2 separate regions of the Homo sapiens genome follow, and region 1 is linked to region 2. Evidence: chromatin loops called from intact Hi-C (ENCODE). Cell type or tissue: PC-9. All regions are shown on one strand. Links, peaks and the distances in the headings refer to the core of each region. The heading gives the core; the rest is flanking DNA.

Evidence for each region. Hi-C counts contacts between places; a loop is a spot of excess contacts. Peaks named below come from ENCODE experiments on the same cell type or tissue, not always from the same donor. Only the 100,000 strongest peaks of a DNase experiment are listed, where the experiment ranks them.
Region 1: it touches region 2 in a loop (7-fold over the local background); 1 of 110 quality-filtered maps calls a loop at or near these places.

What each region holds. Positions count from the first base shown.
Region 1 is chr20:56,801,296-56,806,665 of GRCh38, reverse strand. No RefSeq gene overlaps it. Among named protein-coding and RNA genes, the nearest start is that of TFAP2C, 170 kb to the right of the region's middle. RefSeq lists an enhancer at 1,154-2,025 and a silencer at 1,739-2,033. In PC-9, for the core only: no CTCF peak of the experiment used is centred there; a DNase peak (open chromatin) is centred at 2,085; H3K4me3 peaks cover 1,306 bases; H3K27ac peaks cover 1,787 bases.
Region 2 is chr20:56,687,169-56,692,538 of GRCh38, reverse strand. It overlaps the pseudogene RN7SL170P. Among named protein-coding and RNA genes, the nearest start is that of TFAP2C, 61 kb to the right of the region's middle. RefSeq lists an enhancer at 1,653-2,248. In PC-9, for the core only: no CTCF peak of the experiment used is centred there; DNase peaks (open chromatin) are centred at 1,878, 2,168, 3,008 and 3,648; H3K4me3 peaks cover 2,471 bases; H3K27ac peaks cover 4,583 bases.

The sequences.
Region 1 (5,370 bases), core at 207-5,206, 110 kb before region 2:
TGGTGTGCACCTGCAGTCCCAGTGACTCGGGAGGCCGAGGTGGGAGGATCACTTGAGCCTGGGGAGGTTGAGGCTGCAGCGAAGTATGGTGGTGCCCCTCCACTCCAGCCTGGGCTACAGAGCAACGCCAGTCTCAAAAAAAAAAAAAAAAAAAGGAGGGTACTATGAGGCCACAGGGACCAAGCTACACTCGCCAGGTGGCCCGGGCAGGCCTCTCTGAGGAAGGAGGGCCAGATAAGGGGCCATGCTGGGGGGAGAAGGAGGTAGCCAGGGACAAGGTCCAACCTGAGGCAGGAGGCAGGGTGCTGAGCTGAGCCCCCGCTGTCCCCAGGGCTCTCTGTGAACTCACTCACTCACTCTCCCGAGGAACGGGTGAGCCAGCATCATCCGTGCCCTGCAAGTAAGACGGCTGCAGAGAGGCCCAGCATTTTGCCTAAGGCTGCTGAGCTTATAAGTGGCAGAGGCAGGATTTGAACACAGGCCACTCACCTGGCCCCAGAGCCAGTGTGTATAATAGGCCACCTCACCCTGGGGGAGGCTGCCGGCATGTGGCGCCACTGCTGCAAAGGCCCTGTGCCTCTGAGGCGCTGGCTACCTGCTTGCCTCTCCCAGAGCAAGCCAGGCAAGGCTTCACCATGGATCAGAAGGCACCCATCTCCCTGCCCAGGGGTGTCGAGCCCCTTGGCACCACAGAAAGGAAGGAAGTGAGGGGATTGAGTCACTATACCTGGGGAAACTGAGGCTGAGAAGAGACTCCAGGTCCTTGGAGATTGGAGGGATGTGGGTCCTGATCCATCGGTCTGTGCCCAGCTGCCTCACCACCGCCTCTCTCCTGATTTGGGCTCCCCAGGCCCCAGCATGGAGCCTGCAGCCTGGTGCCCAGTAGAGGCTTTTTGATTAATTCACTGACCATCAATTTACAAGGTTTTCCTCAGCTTGGACCATGAAATCTGCATATCCACACCTGGTCCCTACCAGGGTTTTCAGTGTGTGTCGAGGTCAGAGTGTGTGTGAGTGTGTCTGTGTGTGTGAGGGGGAGGAAGTGTGTGTCTGTGAGTGTGTCTGTGGGGGGGAGTGAGTGTGTCTGTGTGTGGGGGAGGGAGTATCTGTGAGTGTCTGTGTGTGTGTAGGGATCGGAGTGTGTGAGTGTGTCTGTGTGTGAGTGTGTCGGGGTTGGAGTGTGTGTCTGTGAATGTGTCTGTGTGTGAGTGTGTGCGGGAGGCAGTGTGTCTGTGAGTGTGTCTGTGTGTGAGTGTGGGGGGAGGGAGTGTGTGTGTGAGTGTGTGGGGGGAGGGAGTGTGTGCCTGTGAGTGTGTGAGGGGAGTGTGTGTGCATGTGCATAGGAATGAGAGTGTGTCTGTGTCTGTGTGTGTGTGTGACTGTGTCTGTGTGTGAGTGCATGAGCATGTGTGTGAGAGTGTGTGTGCACGAGTCCCACCAACCTTGGGGAACACTGGCCCAGAAGAAGCAAGTGTATGTGTGTGAGAAAGCATGTGTGTGCGTGTGTGTGTGAGTTCGCATTTTCTGGGTGTGTGTGTGTGTAGAGGGAGAGTGTTGTGTGAGACTGTGTTTGTGTATAAAAGTGTATGAGAGTGTGTGCTTGCATGTGAGAGTGTGTCTGGGTGTGCATCAATAACCATAAGGGTGTGTGTATGTGTGTAAGCGTCTGTGTGTGAGTATGTGGATGTGTGCTGAGTGCATTGGCAGTGCGAGAATGCGGGGAAATGTTTGTGTGAGGATTGTGCCTGCTTGTGTTGCACGGACCTGTTTTCCAGCAGCTACCAGACAGGTCGGGAGTGTGAATGGGCCGATTGTTAACCTCAGAGGCAGGGAAGGAAAGCAGCCTTTTGTCCTGCGGGGAGCTGAGAGCTAGGAATGCGAGATGCTAAAGGCAGCAGCTTGACGGTGGGGGCTCCCCTGTTCACGCAGACGCCTTGCCTGGGACTGCACACATTCCCAAGCTTGCCTGTTGCCTTGGAATTGACCCCACAGAAGGTGAAATGCTTTCTAAACCATGACTGATCAAATTGCTGTGTTTTACCTGCGTCACCATTTCCTAAATGTAGAAAAGCAGGCTTTTCTGGAAGAGGGAACGTGAGCCTTGCTGTGGGATAGACATCTGTTACGATTTTGATGAGCCGGGTTTACATAAGCCAAGTCATACAGTCGGCCCAAGAAAAAGGACGGGAAACACACGGGGCTCATGAGTTGACAGAGCTGTGAGTCAACAGGTCTCCACTGAGCACCCCCCGGATGGCGTGTGGAGGGAGAAGAAGGCTGAACTGGCCGGGCGCGGTGGCTCTCGCCTGTAATCCCAGCACTTTGGGAGGCCGAGGCGGGGGCGGATCATGAGGTCAGGAGATCGAGACCATCCTGGAAGGCCAAGGTGGGCAGATCACGAGGTCAGGAGATCGAGACCATCTTGGAAGGCCGAGGCGGGCGGATCACGAGGTCAGGAGATCAAGACCGTCCTGGCTAACACGGTGAAACCCCATCTCTACTAAGAATACAAAACATCAGCCGGGCGTGGTGGCGGCGCCTGTAGTCCCAGCTACTCAGGAGGGTGAGGCAGGAGAATGGCGCGAACCCGGGAGGCGGAGTTTGCCGTGAGCCGAGATCGTGCCACCGCACTCCAGCCTGGGCGATAGAGCGAGACTCCGTCTCAAAAAAAAAAAAAAAAAAAAAAGGCTGAACTGGTTATGATTGGTTTATAAAAATCAACAAATCAACACCTGGGACGATGAGTGTGGAGAAATTGATGTAATTTCTTTGGCATCGGTGGCTTTCTCATCTGTAACATGGGAATGTTGGTAACTTTTCATGGGACTCTTTAGAGTCTTTTTTTTTCTTTTCTTTTTGAGAAGGAGTCTTGCTCTGTCACACAGGCTGGAGTGCAGTGGCGCGATCTCGGCTCACTGCAACCTCCACCTCCCGGGTTCAAGTGATTCTCGAGTGTCTCAGCCTCCTAAGTAGCTGAGATTACAGGCGTGCACCACCAGGCCCAGCTAATTTTTGTATTTTTTGTAGAGATGGGATTTCGCCATGTTAGCCAGGCTGGTCTCCAACTCCTGAGCTCAAGTGATCCGCCCACCTCGGCCTCCCAAAGTGCTGGGATTACAGGCGTGAGCCACCATGCCCGGCCAACCACTGGAGTCTTAGACCTGTATGCATTCGCCCATCCATAAAAACAGAGGCTTGTGCTTATCACTTGGAACATGGCCTGGCCAGCAATAATGACTGCTTCCCGGGTAAGGATTGTCGTTATTTCTACTAAAAAAAAAATAGCACCTGAAAGCATAATTTTTGGATGCTAGTTGTGTTTTCACTACTATGCATTTTTGTAATAAAAATGTCCACCTGGGTACCAAATTACATTGGGGCTACCAGTCCCAGCCTAAGAACGGCAGCTCTCATAGGACCACCAACCTCGGGGAGCACTGGCCCAGACGAGGCAGGTGCGGGGCTCCCAAGGTGATGCTTTGGCGAAACGAGCCTCTCGGGGTCTCTTGCCTGAACCCACTTGGCGTGCCCCTCTCAGATCCTCTCGTGTTCCGTTCTCCTGCTCCTGTGCCCCCAACCCCCAGTTCCACCGTGGTTGTCTGCTCCTGTTAGCATTTCCCTCTGCCACGGTGAGATGCCGAGCGGCTGAAGGCCCCGTCAGTCCCTTTCCCACTACGCTGAGCAGGCGGATGAATCATTTTTGATTTTTTCCCCCTTCGCTGGCAAATCGGAGTTGTCAGCACTCAACTCAAAAAGCTGCCGTGGGGAACATCCCCGGGAGGTGGACGTTGTCAGGGCAAAGGACTTGTCGCCAAGGAGACTACAGCCCCCGAGCCCACTGATGGGGTGCAGCCTTGACCCCCTCCACAAAGGGGCCTTTGTTACATGATAGGGGCACCCCAATTTGTAGGCAACATGTGTCACAGGTGAGTTAGCTTCAGCCCTGCAGAAAATTCTCCCCATCATCAGAGCAGAGTTTTCCAACCCACTCCCTCCTTCGTCAAACAAATTGCTTCATGTGCCTTTAAGTCTAAAAATCACATTTAAATATTTGATTCGCTGCCATGAGCCGAGGAGAAAAACGTCTATTGATGGATGCTCTGATGAGCTATTTGGAGAATGTCTCCTCGCTGCTCACCCACACAATTGTGGACATGCCTCTTTCCACTCATGCGCTTTCAAGAAAGTAAAACAAACAAAATGCCAAAGAGCTCAAGGTGCACAGGCTGGTGGCAGGGATTAAGGTGTAGAGTTTGCAAGGAAGCCGCTGAATGATCCATTTTATACAGGTTTTGTCTGTTGATTTTACAGGGAGATTGTTTTTTTCGGTAAACATCATTACATGGCAGTGTGTGTTTTCATTTCTTTCCGGAGAAATGAAAGACATTTGTAGCTGAAGAGATAAACTCCCCGTGCTTTTCAGATTTTTTTTATTGAAGTACCAGGAACACGGCCAAGGAGAAATGAAATTCGAGTGCCCGGGAGATCGCCACAGCTCTGGACGGGGCTTAGGCCCACAAAGTCCTGGCCACCACGTGAGAAGAAAGTTTTTGAGAAGCAGCCATGCGAATCAACCCAAAAATTCCAAGTAAGAGCTGGGAATGAGGTACTCTATCAGGACACCCACTAGCCGACTTTCTCTTCATTTAATCCTGGTGGCTACACGTAACATTTCCATGTTCCTAGACCAAAAGGTCGGCCCTAAGCATTTGGCATTGTTAAAATTCCACCATACGTCAGGCACGGTGGCTCACACCTGTGATCTCAGCACCTTGGGAGGCTGAGGCAGGAAGATCGCTTGAGCCCAGGAGTTTGAGACCAGCTTTGCCAACATGGAGAAACCCCAACTCTATCAAAAATACAAAAAGTAGCCAGGTGTGATGGCATGTGCCTGTAGTCCCAACTACTTGGGAGGCTGAGGTGGGAGGACTGCTGGAGCCTGGAAGGTTGAGGCTGCAGTGAGCCATGATTGTGGCACTGCACTCCAGCTTGGGTGACAGAGTAAGAACCCATCTTAAAAAAAAAAAAAATATCCGGCCGGGTGCAGTGGCTCATGCCTGTGGTCCCAGCACTTTGGGAGGCTGAGGTGGGTGGATCACGAGGTCAGGAGTTTGAGACCATCCTAGCTAACACGGTGAAACCCCATCTCTACTACAAATACAAAAAAAAAATTAGAGAGGCGTGGTAGCGGGTGCCTGTAGTCCCAGCTACTCAGGAGGCTGAGGCAGGAGAATGGCGTGAACCCAGGAGGTGGAGCTTGCAGTGAGCTGGGATAGCGTCACTGCACTCAGCCTGGGCAATACAGTGAGACTCCATTAAAAAAAAAAAATCTACCATAGGCAACTGACCAGAAAATCTGTAGGGAAAGCA
Region 2 (5,370 bases), core at 63-5,062:
AAACCAGCCTGGCTAACACAGCGAAACCCCGTCTCTACAAAAATACAAAAATTGGCCAGGCATGGTGACACACTCCTGTAGTCCCAGCTACTCGAAAGGCTGAGGTGGGAAAATCTCTTGAATCTGGGAGGCGGAGGTTGCGGTGAGCCAAGATCGCGCCGTTGAGATAAAGCGAGACTCTGTCTCAAAAAAAATCGCTTAATGATGCATTTCTCAGAATGTAACCCCATCGTTAAATGCATGTCTGTACATGTTTTTCACGTATTAATATCTCTGAAATTAGAATGTGATTTACAGCCAAAGACATGGTTTCACTCGTAGCCTTTTTTTCTTTCCTAATTGTACAAATCAGTGTCCTCCAGACAAACAGAGCCAATAGGATACATATAGACGTATAAGAGGAGATTGATTATAGGAATAGCTTTCAGGATTATGGAAGCCCAGAAGTCCCACAATCTGCCATCTGCCAGTGGGAGAGCCAGGAAAGCCGGTGGTGTCATTCAGTCCAAGTCCAAAACCCTGACAACCAGGAGTTCCGATGTCCAAGGGCAGGAGAAGATGAGCATCCCAGCTGCAGAAGACGGAACTAGTTCTCCCTCCACCATTCTGTTCTATTTGGGCCCGCAACTGATGGGAAGATGCCTGGCCACGTTGGTGAGGGCAGAGCTTCTTCACTCCGTCTGCTGACTCAAATGCTAAATTATTCTGGAAACACCCTCACAGACACTCCCAGAACTAATGTTCTACAGGCTATCTGGGCATCCCGTAGCCCAGTCAACACATGAAATTAACCATCACAGTTGTACATAAAATAATGAATCATATCTTACAATCATTCTTTCTCTCTCTCTCTCTCTCTCCCTCCCTCCCTCCTGCTTCTCTCGGTGGTGAAGGGAAAGGGAACATGGCCAGAAACAATGTTAATATTTCAGGGAGAGCTTATCTCCCCAGGGTCAGCCTATAACATGACAAGGCAGGATTCTGATTAGCCCAGCACAGGCCATGTGACAATTCCCATGGACTTGGGGACGAGGGCTGCAGATTACCAGGCCCAGCCCACACTCCCACCTCACAGCACCGGGTCCAAGCTTTCACAATTCACAGTCCTAGCAGAACCGCTCAGAGCACAGGAGGGCCACTGAGGCGCTGGGGGCAGGGAAAGGAGCTGGACAAACACCATCAACAAATATCTTCAGCCAACCCACACTGACGATCCTGATAATCATTCAATGCTAATGCATGTTGACATAGAAAAATGAGTGGAATCAAAGGGACGGAAATAGAAAGCACCCTCAATGCCACTGATCAGCGCCAAATACCATTAACTCTTTGGTGCATTTCCGAGTTTTCTGTGACGGTCCCTAAATGAAAAGCTAAGCTTGTTTTGCTTGCTTGCTCTCCAGATGAGCCCTACTTCCAAAGGGGCCCATTTACATTGGCTTGGGCTCTTCCACCGAGCACGTGGCCTTTGCCCAGCCTGGCAGCCTAAAACAAGAGGCAGGCAGACGGCTTTGCCAGCCTGACCCGCATGCACATGGCCCCCAGCCTGGGCTCCTTCTCAGCAACCCCATTCCTCAGCCCTCCACAGTGTAGTCATGGGCTGGGAGGGGAGCTGGGGCCCCAGGTGCACCACAGACAGCTCCACTCCTTGTCTTTGTTTTGCTCTGGTGGTTGTGAGTGGGTGCATTACTGGGGTACACATGATTGTGTGTACATGCATGCAGGGGCATGCATGTGCCAGGGAGCCTGTGCAAACGTGTGAGCTTATGTGGGTGCAGGGCTGCACTCACGCCTGACCAGGGTTCTGGCTCACCTAGGCCACTTCCTGCTCTGCCACCTGCTGCCACGCCCACCCCACCTGTAGAAACTGATGATATCTTTTCCCTTTCAAAGCTTTCACCTCCCATCGCACGATCTCCATTCAGTTTCCCAACACCGAGGAGGAGATAGCCTAGGAGAAGGTGGCACAGGTGTCATTATCCCTGTTTACAAGATAAAGAATTTAACGCCCAGAGAGCTAAATGTAAAGCCTACGGTCTTATCATACTTCTGTCACACAACCAGTTACTGCTGGAAGCGACCACTCTCTCCTGACTCCTGGGCCCGTGATCTTTTCACCAGAAAGGGGGTTCTCAGACTCATTCTCATTATGAAGCAACACATTCACTGATCCTTTCAACTAAACAAACACTTCCTGGGTGCTTCCTGGAGCTCAAGACTGGGGCCAGGTGCTTTATATGCAATATTCTGAATCCTTCCAACAGCCCAGTGACTGCATTTTGCATAAAGGAAGCTCAGAGAGGTTAGGCCATGTGCTCCAGGTCACACATCTGCTGTAGCGGATGCTGTGGTCCTAAAGGAAGCTCAGAGAGGTTAGGCTGTGTGCTCCAGGTCACACAGCTGCTGTAGTGGATGCTGTGGTTGCAGATCCACCCTTCCAGACCAGGACACTCCATTCCTGTGGCTGCTGGGAGCGGGAGCTGGCAGCTCACAGCCAAGCAACTCCCCAGGAATTGCCCTCAGCCTCAGAGTTGCCTCATCTGATCCCGTGGCCCCTTCCCTGAGGGACAGCTTGCGTCTGATGACTGGTAGATAAGTTTTGGCCTTGATTGATTGGGAACATCTCTTAAGCGCCCACCTGGCTCAGAGTTCCCATGAGGAAGAGCCGAGACCTCAGCACTGCAGCCCAGCTGCTTACCCTCCCTCACAGGTGCAGCTCTTGAGAAAACGCCCCACTAAACTGCCTGCACATAAATCTCTGATTCAAAGTTTGTTTCCCAAGGACGCAAATGCAGACAGGTAACAGGTGCAGGACTGGGAACCCTGAGCCTGGGCCTGAGGGTCTCCAGTGTCTTGGACTCCTCCACCCGACTCTGTCATCCGACCCAGATGCCAACCTGAGGCCTAACCTCTCACCTAGTGTCCCAGCTAGTGGCCGGCTCCTGCCTCCTCCACCAGGGCTGGGAACAGCGTGGCTGTTAGAGGAAGCTGTGGGCTGTCTTGGAATGTGGAGTTGCCTAAAATTCTGGCAGGAGAGCCATTCGTCTTCTTGGAATCTTGACTCACCAGTCTAATTTAACCCCCTGGGGGTGGTGCGGAACCTGCCTCCCTCCTCCCTCCCACTTCTGCCCTCTCCAGCTCCACCTAGAGCCCCTCCCAGAGCTCTCCAGGTGCCAGCCCTGGACTCCCCAGCTGGGTCCTCACACGTGCTATTCCCTCTGCCAGGAATTCTCTTCCATGCACTAAAGACAGGCAGCCACAGCCTCATCCTCCATGTTTCAGCTCAGATCTCCCTGCCTCTTCCCCAGGAAACTTTCCTGATCCTCCCAGACAAGGTCAGCAGCACCGGGGCCGCTGCTTGCCTGACATTCAACGACTTTTCACCCAAACTCCCCGCGGGGCCTGTCTGCCACGGTGGACGTCCAACTCCATAAGGCAGGGCCCTTTTCTGTTCACTGTGACAGTTTCATGCCTAGCTCTGCAGCTAGTAGGGGCTCAATAAACACTTCCTGCCTTCAGGAACACAGGACACCATCCTCTCTGGCCTTCTCTGATATTCAGGAGCTTGTCAAGGAAAGGAGGGTGTTGGGGAAAAAAATTAAAAACCCTCCCAAGAAGTCAAGCATTGCTTTGGAAAGAGTCAGCCTGAGGTTTTGTGCAGCCTGGAGCAAGTCCTTCAACCCCACAGGGGCTCCATTTCCTCACCTGTAAAAGGAAAAGTGGAATCCAGTCCCCAGAGGGCTATGCGGAGACTAAACCAGGTAAGTCCACCCCAAGTCTTCGATTCAAGTTCAATTTTTTGTCTGTTTGTCTGGTTGTTTTTTTTGGTTTTTTTTTTTTTTTTGAGATGGGGTCTGACTATGTTGCCCAGGCTGGAGTACAGTGACTATTCACAGGCGTCATCCCACCACTGATCAGCACAGGAGTTTTGAACTGCACCATTTCCAACTTGGGCGTGTTCACCCCTCCTTTTAGGCAACCTGCTCCTGGGAGGTCAACATATTTGATGCTGAACTTAGTGTGGACACCAGATCAGCATAGCTAACACACTTCAGCCCAGAACTCCTGACCTCAAATGATCCTCCTGCCTCAGCCTCCCAAGTAGCTGGGAATGCAGGCACCCATCACCACGCCCAGCTCAAGTTTTATTTTAAAGTAAATCTTATAACTATTTTCAAAATGTAACAAAAATTAAAACCCATGTGTCCCCTCTCCCAGATTTAAAACACTGAAGATCACCCACGTGTTACCTGACACGGAAAGAATGAATGGTATGGGGGCACATGTTGAGACACTACCTTTGGCCGAATTTGGCTTTAATATCCTGGTTCTCAGTGCTGACCACTGACTCCGTGGTGGAATCACCTAAGACACTCTTATTTTTTGAGACAGGGTCTCATTCTGTCGCCAGGTTGCTGTGATTATTCACAGGCACAATCACAGTGCACTGCAGCCTCAAACTCCTAGGCTTAAGCGATCCTCCTGCCTCAGCCTCCTAGTAGCTGGGGTTACAGGCATGCACCATTGTACCCAGCTGTCAGCCTAAGGCACTGTTAAAACTGCCAGTGTTGGCCGGGTGCAGTGGCTCACATCTGTAATCCCAGCACTTTGGGAGGCCGAGGCAGGCAGATCACTTGAGGTCAGGATTTTGAGACCAGCCTCGCCAACATGGTGAAACCCCGTCTCTACTAAAAATTCAAAAATTAGCCAGGCATGGTAGCCTGTAATCCCAGCTACCTGGGAGGCTGAGGTAGGAGAATTGCTCGAACCCGGGAGGCAGAGGTTGCAGTGAGCCGAGATCGCGCCACTGCACTACAGCCTGGATGTCACGGCAAGACTCAGTGCTGCTCAGGCTGTCCCACAGGGCAATTATATCAGAGTCTCTTGGGAGTAAGACACTGGAATTTCTTTACATTCCCAACGTTGGGGGACAGCAAACATTTAATCAATGTATCATCTATAATCTATCTATTGTATCTATTGAGGTGGGTGTCTTGCTACATTGCCCAGGCTGGTCTCAAACTCCTGGGCTCAAGTCACTCTTCCACCTCAGCCTCCCAAAGTGCTGGGATTACAGGCATGAGCCACTACGCTCAGAGAGAAAATGTTTTCTATAAAGGGCCAGATACTAAATATCCTAGAAGTGAACTGTCCTGTCTCCAGTGCAGCTCATCAGCTATCCCTGTGCTGCACGAAAGCAGCCATAGACAGAAGGTAAATGAGTGGCCACAGCTGTGTTCCAATAAAGCTTTATTTACAAAAACAGACTGCAGCTGGACCTTGTAGTTTGCCAGACCCGGCCCTGGGTGAGTTAAGATTGAGAACTACTATTATAAGGCAAGCATTAAAAAAAAAAAAAAAAAAAAAAAA